Linked DNA regions of Mus musculus: region 1 is linked to region 2. A link is a loop called in an ENCODE intact Hi-C map of the cell type or tissue named here. Cell type or tissue: left cerebral cortex. All regions are shown on one strand.

The links. A loop is a pair of places that touch in the nucleus more often than their neighbours do. Peaks named below come from ENCODE experiments on the same cell type or tissue, not always from the same donor. Only the 100,000 strongest peaks of a DNase experiment are listed, where the experiment ranks them.
Region 1: a loop joins it to region 2, with 2.6 times the contacts of the local background. A loop is called at or near these places in 6 of 42 quality-filtered maps.

Annotation. Positions count from the first base shown.
Region 1 is chr1:63,277,175-63,279,674 of GRCm38, forward strand. It overlaps Zdbf2 (zinc finger, DBF-type containing 2), which reads left to right. Exons shown (of 7, transcript NM_028673.1): 3 at 757-809. Among named protein-coding and RNA genes, the nearest start is that of Zdbf2, 5.2 kb to the left of the region's middle. In left cerebral cortex, a CTCF peak has its summit at 1,107; no DNase peak of the experiment used is centred here.
Region 2 is chr1:63,443,857-63,446,356 of GRCm38, forward strand. It overlaps Adam23 (a disintegrin and metallopeptidase domain 23), which reads left to right and starts at 2,035. Exons shown (of 26, transcript NM_011780.3): 1 at 2,035-2,500. The coding sequence starts at 2,355. In left cerebral cortex, no CTCF peak of the experiment used is centred here; DNase peaks (open chromatin) are centred at 1,420 and 1,985; H3K4me3 peaks cover 1,218 bases; H3K27ac peaks cover 1,633 bases.

The sequences.
Region 1 (2,500 bases), 170 kb before region 2:
CTTAGTCAGTTCTCAGATACCACTTCACACTTGGGCATTGATTTTCCAGTTCCATTTTACACTCCTTGGTGGCAGGAGACCTTGTGTTTGTCTCCTAAAGCTCCTAGGACAGAGTTTCTGTACCAGGCAGGTGCCTGATAACATATACTTTGAGTAAGAAATGGTCCTATCAGTTCTTTTGAAACTAAGTGTTGGCATTTTTCTTTACAAGTGGTCCTGGGCACAGGCCAACACCTGACCCATAATTATAAGAAATTTAAAAACTCCATCACTTTGCTTAATTCTTCACTGATACAGATGGAAAATAAAATGTGATAGTATTTTTCGATAAAACTAATATGGTAGCTGAGAGTTGGGTCCTGTCCCCAAACTCGGTTTCACATGTGTATTTTCCTTTGAGATTTCTCCAGAAGCTTATTTTGGTTTTGGGCAGTTTTTGTTTCTCCTACTGTGCTGAGGCGCGGGTGTGCCTCATCTTCTTTTACAGCTGTTGTTCCTGGAGTCCAGAGCTCCAAGGGCATGGGGGTTTGCTGGGCCCACAGTCATGCACCACAACACTTAATTAGGGAGGTTATGTTGTGATAGTCAATGAATGGTAGTATGTAATGTGCTTTGTGTTCAAGATTTAATATTTTCTTCTGTTACTGGAAATAATTGTGTTACTTTTAAAATGACAGTATGACTAGGGGTTGCTTGTATAGTCAACTATAGATGTGAGAATTATTGTCTAAAACGTTGTTTTATTTTAATTTACAGATGCTTGTCAAGACTAATGCAGCTGATGAGATGCTTGCTCTTTTCTGCTCAAGGTAAGGCTCAATACTTTAAAAACAAGCAGTCAGTCAGGTTCTAATAGAATTTAAAATCAATAGAAAAAGACCCACTGACTTATGCAAAGCAGTATAATTCTAGACTCTGGATAAATCCTTTTAATAATTAAAACTTTATTAGTTCATAAAAATTGGGTCAACTTAGAATCAGCTTGATTATTTTAATTCTGCAATATATATGTGCTGTCTTCCTACCGCAGGGGGATTGGATTTGGGAAGTTTTAGGTGAGGTCCTGGAATGTGAAATGTGGCAACTGTCAGCGCTGTGCTTCTGCCCTGTTGGTAACTCCCTGTGGATGAAGACAGAGACAGCAGGCGGCAGTACCTTTGCAGCTTACAGGCTGGAGCGCTAGCACTCACTCTGCCTTTCATCCAGAGAAGGTTTCAATTGGATAGAAGTGGTTGAAACATTCGTTGTTATCATTTTCAAAGTTTAGTTTTATGTTCTAAGATTTACTTAGCCTAAAAGCTGTCTTATGTATAAATATAACTATGAGCTTTGACTTATTTTCTGGTTTCCAATTAATAAATGAGGCAAATTAATGAGGAAAAAGATGCAGTGTTAAATTGTCACATATATTTCAGGTGCTGGTTTAATTGATTTATTTCTAAGTGTGGGAATCAGAAAGGCAAAGGCTCTCAGTGCAGAGTAATAATAGGCAAGGAGCGATGTCGAGGCACTGTCGGCTTGATAAAGCTTTCCTAGTCACATTTTTAGTTTTGAGGATGTAATTTCATTTTTATCATTGGTTTTAATAGTTAAATCTTTTACATTGCCGAATACTCTTGCTTAGAAGTACTAATGTCACAGAGCTGGGCTTAGTTGTACAAGCCTGTAATCCCCCTGCTTGAGAAGCTGAGGATGAGGGAGGGGCTGAAAAGAGGTAGCCCGTATAATACATGAAGACCATTTCTACTTTTCCCTCTAAATACAACACATTGAATGATTCTGTTATATATTTTCCAACAGACAAATATTTAAATAATTAGATTAAAACATGAAAAGATTATTTGAAATTCTATTTACAGCTTTTAACAAACCAACAACTACACTGCATTGAATTTATTAAGATAGCTGCAACTATGTATGTATAGCTGAGGGAGGGAGGGAGGGAGGGAGGGAGGGAGGGAGGGAGGGAGGAAGAAAGAGAGAGAATGAGAATTACCAACAAATTAATGGGCTGTGTGTCAAAATTATCTAGGAAATCAATCTCTCTTTTAGTAGAGTAAATGTGAATTTACTTAAGAAAATAATAAAGAACTAAGCACGGAAGGGGCACACACACACACACACACAGAGAGAGAGAGAGAGAGAGAGAGAGAGAGAGCGCAAGCGAGTGAGCTAGCGCTTTTTATTTTTTGCAAAGCAACAAGGGGTTTCATTTAGAAGCAAGCATAAATATAGAAGAGCCACATTGCAGGGTAGCAGCATAAGACTTCCTCGGGGCCCCTTTTTAAATAGTGTGGGGAATCTTTAAAATTCTGAATCCTCGGCCCTTACTCTAAATCTAATTTAGAATTTGAGGAATGATTTTAGCATTCAGCTTTTGAATTTGGATATATTATGGAAGACATACAATTTTAGGTGAGTAAAAATTAGTAAACTATTGGTCAAGATATCTCCAAAATAGTAGTAGTAGGAAAAATTCCCCATACTTATGCAGGCTATA
Region 2 (2,500 bases):
GTCTTCCCTTCAGAAACCCCCTATCTCCCTCCCCCTGCCTCTATGAGGGTGCTCCCTCACCCACCCAATGCCATCCTCCCACCTCCCCTACATCCACCTTCTCATTCCCCTACACTGGGGCATCAAGCATCCTCAGGCTCGAGGGCCTCTCCTCCCACTGATGTCCAACAAGACCATCCTCTGCCACATATGTGGCCAGCGCCATGGGTCGCTCCATATAGTTGTCTTTTGACATCCTCATGTGCCATAGCAGACATTCATGTGTGCTTGAGTGCAAGTGCATGTACACACACACACACACACACACACACACACACACACACAGAGGGTGGGGAAGAAAGAGAGAGAGAGACAGACAGACGGACAGAGACAGACAGAGAGACAAACACACAGAGAGAGATAGTTTTTTGTGTGATGCTGGAATGGAGTGCTCAGGGCCTTTACATGATAGGTAAACACTACACCCCCAGCACCTGTTTTTGCCATGTTTTGATAGGGAAAAATGATTTGCATATGGAGAGCCAAGGATAGCAAGTAGGAAAGTCACTAACCTCATGCACTACGAGGTCTCCGTACCCCCTTTTCAGGATGTATATTATAGACAATCTCCTGGCTTACTCATTGGCCATGTATTATCCAAGAGATTTCCCTGGTCCTTAGATAGCATGTTAGGACCTAGCGTTACAATGTGAATGAAAACTGTTGCTGCTCGCATAGAGAGTGTGTGTGTGTGTGTGTGCATGCGAACGAACATTGGTTAATTAATTAAATCCATGTGTCCAATAAATACTCATGCTCAAATGTGGAAAGAAGAGATTAAAATTAATATCTGACACCTCAACCGCTCTGCAGTGTGAGATCTGCATGCAGGCCTGTCATCTTTGTCTGTCTCCAGAAGTTCGTTCCGTGAAGCTCGGGTACAGAAGGTGGCTAACAGCCTTGACTGTTATTTTAATCACACACTTCTAGAACCTTCCCAGCCCTTTCCAAGTAGATATCCTTAGCTCTATTTTAAATATCAATAATGGAGTTAGACACCATTGTTATTACTCAGACCAGTCTTGGGAGAGTGGATAAGTTACTGTTGGTGTTACCAGAGTCCAGTGATAGAAATGGGCCTCAAATTTTAATTAGGAACCACCAGAATTAGTAGCGGCTGCTAACCCACCCAAACCAGGGAACTGACAGCACTGAGCGAAAATACCCCCTTTCTCTGCACAAGATACGACTGGATCTCAAAAATAGAAGTGTGTTCTCAGAAATGCCTGCGCACCCCCAAGGCTGGTTGACAAACGATAGATTTCCTAAGATAGCTGCACGGTTGCTTTCTAATCTCTGTATTTCTTCTATTCCAGAATATGGCCCGTCACACTTTCTGAATTTAGCTCTCTTCAAAGCCCTATGGGCACGAGGAGGGAGGACCCACGACCCTGCAAGGGGATCCCAGTGGCTCAGTGCCCACAGACGCCAGCCTGCGGATGCACCACAGTGCTTCCCACTGTCATCCCACTCGCTGCTATGAGGAGCACAGCTATTTTTACCTCCCTGGCTGCAGCCCTTTATTTGAAGGAAGGAAATAAATAAAGGTTTGAGAAGGAAAATGCATAGTCTCAGTTTTCCTTGCGCTGGAGAGTTGGTATAGGAGTGGGTGTTGAGGATGGGTCGCTTTTCTTGGCAAGTTGTTGCCAGATCAGGCTTGCCCCAGGCCTGGAAACCCTTGCACTTTCCTCTTGGGGTCATCCCTGACTGCAAACTTCTTTCTCCCCTACCTCTGGTCTTTGGAGGTGCCACCAACTATTTTGATGCTGCCTGGGATGCTGCATCACTCTGCCCCCCCCCCCCCCCAGGGCTCCCACAGTCGAGCATGCGCAGCGCGGCCCATGCAGGCTACAGCATCAGCATCTGCAAGAGCATCAGCATCCGCACCCGAAACCCCGTTCGGGCGCGCTCCCGGAGGGTGGGGTGCAGTACCGCGCTGCGCGTCCCCGAGTCTCGCGCCCGCGCCGCGCGTGCCCGTGCCGCTCGCTCCTGCGCGCGCCTCCTCAGCATCCTTAGGCCCGGCAGCAACCCCCGCAGTCACTGGTGCGGCCGCGCCCGCCACTGGGAGGGTGCAGCCACTGGAGGAGGCTCCAAGTTGGTGGAGCGGCGGGGACCCCTCTCTGCGGGCCGCTCCCGGAAAGGCGGAAAGAGCAGAGGACGGCGCGCCGCCGTCCCCGAGACCCCAGCCCCTGACCCCTGCCCGCGGCCGCAGCATGCGCGCCCAGCCGGCGTGACCGGCTCCGCCCGCAGCCGCCCCGCAGCCCAGCCCGGCTCTCTCGCGGGTCACTCGGACCGGCGCCCGGGAGCGATGAGCCATGAAGCCGCCCGGCAGCATCTCCCGGCGGCCGACCCTGACGGGTTGCAGCCTTCCCGGCGCCTCCTGCGGCCCCGGCCGCTGCCCCGCCGGCCCGGTGCCGGCCCGCGCGCCGCCCTGCCGCCTGCTCCTCGTCCTTCTCCTGCT